Linked DNA regions of Homo sapiens: region 2 is linked to region 1. Evidence: read pairs that join two places in POLR2A ChIA-PET (ENCODE). Cell type or tissue: MCF 10A. All regions are shown on one strand. Region 1 overlaps INPP4B (inositol polyphosphate-4-phosphatase type II B). Region 2 overlaps INPP4B (inositol polyphosphate-4-phosphatase type II B).

Region 1 (4,000 bases):
CCAGAGTCTGGGAAGGGGAGATGGTTTATAGATACACACATGCAGTTACATAGAAGGAATTAGTTATAGTGTTCAACAGCACAATAGTTAACAATCATTTACTGTTTATTTCAAAGTAGCTAGGAGAGATTTGAAATGCTCCCCACACAAAGAAATGATGAATGTTTGAGGTGATGAATATTGTAAATACCTTGATTTGATCATTACACATTCTATGCCTGTATCAAAATATCACATGTACCCCATAAATAAGTACAATCATTATATGCATAGAGGAAGGTAAAAATAAAAGCAGAAAATATCATATGCATTGGGTTCTACAATGGAAAAGACAGAGAGGGTTGGGAAGCATTTCAATGATGGGCACATCTCTCTTCCCAAGGTCTTATTTCATTTCCAGTACGACTTCTGACAGCTGGTAGAAATGTGTGCCTCTGACAGAGCAGTTTCACACATTCTCAAGTGCAAAAAGTAAGATTGACGGCATCCTTTCCATTTCCATCATCAGCTGAAGTGTCTCCTCTCTAGGAAGGAGTAATTAGCTCAGTCTTCTAGTACTGGAAGTCAAACTAAAGCATCTTGACTACACTGACTCCTGCTGCCTTCCTAGTCTCACAAATAGGAATTCATATGATTAAGCACATTTTACTTCAATCTAGGCCTTGAACCAATGACCTACCTTCTATAACTGCCTACACAATACATACATACATACACACACAGGGGCATGTAGTGCACTTCTCTTCTGGACTTGAAATACAGATGGTTTTAAACTGAATCATTTATATTCTATGCCAGAATAGAAATCAGTCTCAAATAGCTGCAGGCTCTAACAATGACTATTTTGAAAATCCAACTCCATATTATGCAGCATAGTGGAAAGAGCTCTGATTGAAGAGCCAAGTCCTGTATGTGTCATAAATTCTATTTTTGCATCTTTATTGAATAGATTGGTGCCCTTTCATAAAGCAGAAAGTGTTTGAGATGAATAGAGTAACAACATTTGACCTTTTAAGGTTCTGACAACCTAAGATTATAAATCTCAAGTATTGAGAGAAAAGTGTGTTTTCGTGAAATTGTTGGAATTGCTCCCTTTGAGACTTAAAATATATAATTAAAAACACTCCTTGCAAAATATAATAGGTATCTGAACAATAAATAATATTTACTATGTCATTTCTAGTCATCTTAGAGTATGATGATTAAGAAGAGCACAGACTCCGAAGCTAAATGGCCTGGTTCAAATCCAGTTCTACTTCATAGATTTGTGACTTTGGGAAAGCTGCTTCACCTCTCTGTGCCTCAATTTCCTCATCTAGAAAATGGGAATGACACTAATAGTATCTATGTCTTAGTACTCTTGTGAAGATTAAATGAGCAAATATGTAAGGCCTAGAGAAATGTGTCTGATACAGAGCAGTGTTACTAAGAGTTTGTTCCTGTGGTAAGGATGAAGACAAGTACATATTTAAAATATAAATATAGAACATTTTAATATAAATAAAGAGTCATTTAGGAAATATTATCTTTGGCTATATTCCCAGTTGAGAGCTTTCCTGTGGTTATTGTTAAAGCAAACAAACAAAAAGCAACTTTTCCAAAGTTAATTATAGTACTGGAATATAAATAAAAATCATGTAATAATATTAAGAACAGCAGCAATATAAACTGTCGTGCATTGAGCAGCCACGGTATGACAGGCACTCTACCAGAAGCTTAAGGAGTCAGTAATTAGACCATATAAAACAGGTGGCAAAAAAAAGGAAGAGAAAAGGAGTGTGAATGAACATGCAGAAAGATTGTTTTAGTTTAGGGTGTGTTTGAACACGTTTGTAGATAAAATGGGACAACAATTATCTCATTTTGTCCTTACAACCACCCTACGTAATACACACGCTTATTATTCCCCATTTTATTGATAAGTAAAGTAAGGCTCTCAGTGCTTAAGTAACTGGCCCATGATTACAGAATTAATTGTGTTGAAGTCTGGATATAAACCCTGATTCAGGTGAGCCACAGTTCACATTCTTAACCACATAGAGGCCATTGTTCTAAGCAAAGATGCATTTTGTATGCTATAATTTTTTTCTTATAACTTTTCTTTCAGTCATCTAGATTTCTCAGCAAAGCTTACCCAGATAGGTAAACATTTTGGAAGATGTAGAATAGAGAAGATTTTTTAGAAGGGGAGAAGTGGGAGAGAGCTTTCCATATTGCAAATTTTTGAGATGGTATGGGAAACAGCATATATGCCACTATTGAATGTAACTTCGGATATATTCTTTCATTATTCTACATGAGTTTTTAAATTACATTTACTTTGGATCCTTCAGTTTTGTCAAGCTCATCAAAATCATCTTTTTATTGATATTGTTATTAATGTTAAGAAATGACTAGACAACACTAATTTCTTCATGCTTCTTAAGGAAGTCACATTACTGGTGATCTTCATATAACACAATTTACTCCCAACCAGAATCTCCAAATATGTCATGAAAAATAATTATCAATTCCGTTTTTTATTCAATGAGGTAGGTCTAAGAGAGGCATTTTATTATTTCTCATTTGGTAAATTGATCCAAGGAAGGAACTGTAATGTATATAATACTGTAGAAGAAATTTTATAATCTAAACTTAAAAAATAAAAGCAGTGACTTCTAGTAAAGGTAGGAACAATTACCAAGAGATCTCCAGCTCTCCGTTCTGGAACCCTCACTTAAACACCCTAAACTAATACAACCTTTCTGTGTGTTCATTCACACTCCTTTTCTCTTCCTTCTTTTTGCTACCCATCTTATACGGTCTAATCACTCACTCCTTAATCTCTCAGATTCTAATCTCTTTTCAGCACCTATTTTCTGAAAGGCCAGCAACCTCCCAATCAATAAATCCATTTTTTTTTCATCTTCCTTGACAGCTCTGTGGAGCTAGTCAACACTGACCAACCTTCCTCTTTGTCTTAAAATTCTTCCATAATTTGTTTTTCAGGACACTGCACTACTTGCTTCCCTCCCCCACCCTTTTTTTCTTACTACTCTTAATCTTGTAACTGAAAGCTGATCTTTTCATTCTCCATATGTCAGTGTCAGTATTTCTCAAGGTTCTTTGATCATTTTCTCCTTCAATGTTTATTTCTCGAGTCATTTTCAAAGATCACTTCTGTAAGGATGCCTCCCAAATCTTTATTCCAAACCCTGTGGCTGTTTGCTTAATAAAAAAGTCATTTCCAACCAGCTTTTTTGCACATCCCACTCTAAGGAGTTTGGAAGTAGAGATACTTGCTTTATCAGCTTTCCTTGCTACTATTGGTAGCCATGGGACACAATTTTGGCAAATGAAATTAGAGAAAAAAGTCTAAGAGAGGTGTACTTTCTTGAATAAAAGGGACAAAATCAGAGGTACTACTCCTTTCCCCTTTGCTTCCTGGCTTATAAAGCAAACATAAGGCCTTAGAACTTTTGCATTTATCTTGCAACTATGCAGTGAGAGACAAGCATGTGAACTAAAGGTCAAGATGATTAGCATGGTAAAGTGGAAAGAGAAAAATCCTGGGCCTTTGATAATATCATTAGGAATCTGACCCAATAACAGCAAGTGCCCACACCTGGACTTTTTGCTGCGTGAGGGAAAAAATAAAGCCTAATTATTTAAGCTACTATTAGACAGACGTCTCTAGACAATAAAAATCTTGTCACTGTATCTTCATTCCATTCACTTATTTCCAAATTATTGCTTTGATATTTCTACATGGATATCCATCTGCAGGTCAAATTTATTATAATGAAAATCAAATTGATATAAAGAGGCCTGTGCATATGTCATTTCTTTATAGTTTCTTAATACATGGTAGCATTTTATATGGAATAAGTATTGAAATATTTAAGTAAATTAGTAAATTGTGACACAACTGAAACCTAGTGTAGCAAATATAATTTCTAGGAACTTTCAATTAGTGGAAATAGCATGAAGATATATAGTTCTTCTTCCCACCTGACTATTT
Region 2 (4,000 bases), 86 kb before region 1:
TTTCTTACTCTGAGATAAATTTCTTAGAACTCTTTGTATCAGAATTGACTTAAATCAGACTTCTTAGGGAAGAGAATAACCTTCAGTATCACTCAATGCATTTTGTAGAAACAGGCCCGGAGAGGTTACATGAAGGGCTTATGGCCACCTTACAAGTCATCAGCAGTGCTAGGATTTATCCAAGAGTAGAAGAAATCAGAAAGATGCATCTAATTTTAAAAAATTTATTTCTGAAAACCAAAATATAAAGTGGTGGTCACTTTTTTATCTTTTTGATCTTGTTTTAGCTGCTTGATCAATTAGTTTATTGTCTTTATCTAAAAGTCTTTACAGACAATTGTGATGGTTTGGTTTGTGTCTCAACAGCCCACTACTGAGCTATGAGGACACTTGCCTTTTTTTAAGCTACTTGATCTTTCTTCCGAGCTAGAGACATTTTCCTCTTGTCTTTAATTTCTTTCTTAGGCTTCTTCTCATAGATGAGTATAGCAGTGTGAGCTTTCCTATACATCTCCTCTATGTCTAGAGTTACAATTTTCTTTATGCATTGAGAAAAATGTTTCCTACAAGCATCTTCATCTTCCATTAGGTTATGCATATAATCTCCAATGGATCTGTTGTGATCTATGACGTGCTTCTGAAGTTTCTGGCATTGAGTTCCCTACTTTCTGAATTATAACCAGGAAATCATTCAGTACCTTGAGGGATAGACAAGCTTCCATCCATAGCTCCCATCAGAGTCCCAAAAAGTTTATTTTAAGTGGTAGTTCTGACGATAGCTGCATCTAAATACAAAATACCTCCACACTATACTTTGGGAGTTCATAAGCGTCGGCTGTTCAGACGATTATATCCCCTTTTCTATAGGCATAACAGTCAGACAAATGAGTTCTCTGTTGGTTACGCAAACTGTCACCCTGAGTTTGGGCATGTTGTGTTATTTTTGTCCCGGCTTACTAAGCATTTCCGAGCATCACAATTAATTTACCCTCTGCCTTCTTCTAAATCTCAACTTGGTATCTCTTGAAGCAGGCGTTATTCTTGACAACCATTAAAAACCCCATCCTGTGGAACAGAAACCCTTAGCCTGGGGCTTGCCACAGACCTGTGGCAACAGTGATAATTTTAAAATCATAATTATTAGCGATAACAACAAGAACACACAGTTGATTTAATAAGAATAGGGCCTTAAAGCTCTATTCCACAAACTCTATTAGAATATAATGCATCTTTATTTTAGTCTACTTGGACTACCATAACAAAATAGCATATAAAACTGAAGAACTTAAAAAAACAGACATTTTTGTTTTCATAGTTGTTAGAGGCTGGAAGTCTGAGCTCAGCAGAGTTGGGTTCTGGTGAGGGCTCTCTTCCTGGCTTGCCAGTGGCTGCCTTCTAGCTGTGGCCTCACATGGGAGGGAGAGAGTAAGCTCTCAGGTATCCCTTCTTATAAGAGCACTAATCCCACCATGAGGGCCTCACACTCATCAAGTCATCCAAACTTAATTGCTTCCCAAAGACTCCATCTTTAAACACCATTACATTGGAGGGTAGGGCCTCAATATATGAATTTGGAGGGAACACAAAAATTCATCCATAACACTCTTCAAACCTCAAACCTTACAAATTGCCAGAATATGATTTAATATTGGTCATTATTTCTTCTGCTTCGAACACAGAAAACACTTGATTTGTATTTGTAAATCTCTAGAAATTTTTATCTTAAAATGGCTGATTACTAGGCCGGGCGTGTTGGCTCACGCCTGTAATCCCAGCACTTTGAGAGGCCAAGGCAGGTGGATCACGAGGTCAGCAGATAGAGACCATCCTGGTTAACATGGTGAAACCCCATCTCTACCAAAAATACAAAAAATTAGCTGAGCGTGGTGTCAGGTGCCTGTAGTCCCAGCTACTCAGGAGGCTGAGGCAGGAGAATGGTGTGAACCAGGGAGGCGGAGCTTGCAGTGAGCTGGGATCGGCCACTGCACTCCAGCCTGGGCGACAGAGCGAGACTCTGTCTCAGGAAGAAAAAAAAAGAAAAGGCTGATTACTGAATCTGGCCTATCTTCCCTAAAATAAGCCTTTAATTACAGTTCTATACATTGTCCTCGCTTTATACATTTTCTTCTCTCTCATCCTTTCTATTTTTTTTCTTTTTCTCTGAAACATAACAGCGATATAGTATTGGGTAATTTGCTCAACACCTCTAAACTTATTTTTCTCATCTGTATAATGGGGATAATAATATATTACCTGCCTTATGAGATATTTTGAAGCTTAAATGAGACAACGTGTACAAACATTCAGTAAGTTATTATTACATTCTTGGTATTCTGGTGGTAAAAGCTGCAGAATCAGTGAAGGATTCAAGTATATTATTTGAACTCTGGAATATTGCTTGGGTTTATCCTCTGCTTCACTGATTCAGTTTTCTGCAATGTCAAGTTACTCTTTCTTACTTTCAATGTATTTTTTATTTAAACCATTATGTTATTATCTTTATTATACTTTCTCCTCTCCATTCTGGTATTGTTTAATAAATTGATGTGTTATGGGACTGTCTGATGAAAGCATCAGACAGAGACTTTCTAAAATATACTTTTAGCAGTGAATTTTTAAAATATGGTGATGATTTTTCTCTCTTATTTCCTCTATTCAGAAATTTGCTTTTCTTGACTGTAATTTAAAATACTTTTCTAGGCCTTCCAGGGTTCCTTCATTATTTTGTATATTAGTTCATTAATTCATTCTTACAAACTTAACTCATCTAAACTCGATAATGTTTAAAACTGAACTTCCAATCTTTCTTTTTTAAAATTTCCAACTTTTAAGTTCAAGGGTACGTGTGCAGGACGTGAAGGTTTGTTACATAGGTAAATGTGTGTCATGGTGTTTTACTACACAGATCATCCCATCACACGGGTATTAATCCCAGCATCCACAAGCTATTCTTCCTTATCCTCTCCCTCTTCCCAGCCCCCAGCCCTTGGACAGGCCCCGTGTGTGTTGTTTCCCCAACTGTGTCCCTGTGTTCTCATCATTTAGTTCCCACTTGTGAGAACATGCAGTAGTTGGTTTTCTTTTCCTGCATTAGTTTGCTAAGGATAATGGCATCCATCTCCATCCATGTCCCTGCAAAGGACATGATATCATTCCTTTTTATGGCTGTATAGTACTCCATGGTGACCCAATCTTTCTCTTAAAACCTGTCTTACCACAGCTTCCCCTATTCAGCGACAACTTCATTGTTCCCCAAATCTAGACCAAAACTATTTAATTAAGTTTTGTTTCCTCCCTTTCTCTGAAATCTCACATTATTCATGCTGTCACAATGTTCTACCTGTCCTTTCTTCAAAATGTATCCAGAATGTGACCATGTCTTACCACCTCCCTGCAAACCACCATCACTCCTCCCTTGAATTAAGACAGAGTCCTCCTGACTGGTCCCCCTGATTTCACTCTTGCTTTCCTTCAGTCTTCTGATCCCAACACAGCATAAGTCAGGTCACTCTTCTGCTCAAAACTCTGCTATGGCTCCAAGCTTTACTCAGAGTAAAGGATGAAATGGGCACAGTGGCTTTCATTTCTATACCACCTGGAACTCATCACCACCTTGGCCTTATTTCTTTCTTCCTTTTTTTTTTTTTTTTTTTTTTTTTTTTTGAGATGGAATCTCACTCTGTTGCCCAGGCTGGAATGCAGTGGCACAATCTCAGCTCTGTGCAACTTCTGCTACCCAGGTTCAAGCGATTCTCCTGCCTCAGCCTCCTGAGTAGCTGGGATTACTAGCACCTGCCACTGCTCTGGGCTTTCTTTTTGTAGTTTTAGTAGAGATGGGGTTTCACCATCTTGGTCAGGCTGGTCGTGAACTCCTGACCTGGTGATCGACCTGCCTCGGCCTCCCAAAGTGCTGGGATTACAGGCGTGAGCCACCGTGCCCTGCTGGCCTTATTTCTTTACCTCTCCTCCATGCACTGCTCACTCAACTCTTGCCTCATTG

Evidence for each region. ChIA-PET counts read pairs that join two places held together with the same protein. Peaks named below come from ENCODE experiments on the same cell type or tissue, not always from the same donor. Only the 100,000 strongest peaks of a DNase experiment are listed, where the experiment ranks them.
Region 2: POLR2A ChIA-PET joins it to region 1 with 5 read pairs; 5 of 35 experiments call an interaction of 5 or more read pairs at or near these places.

Annotation. Positions count from the first base shown.
Region 1 is chr4:142,372,266-142,376,265 of GRCh38, forward strand. The region is part of intron 7 of INPP4B (inositol polyphosphate-4-phosphatase type II B); the gene reads right to left. Among named protein-coding and RNA genes, the nearest start is that of INPP4B, 470 kb to the right of the region's middle. In MCF 10A, no CTCF peak of the experiment used is centred here; a DNase peak (open chromatin) is centred at 1,526.
Region 2 is chr4:142,286,562-142,290,561 of GRCh38, forward strand. All of the region lies in intron 9 of INPP4B (inositol polyphosphate-4-phosphatase type II B), which reads right to left. It also overlaps the pseudogene RPL5P13. Among named protein-coding and RNA genes, the nearest start is that of INPP4B, 560 kb to the right of the region's middle. In MCF 10A, no CTCF peak of the experiment used is centred here; no DNase peak of the experiment used is centred here.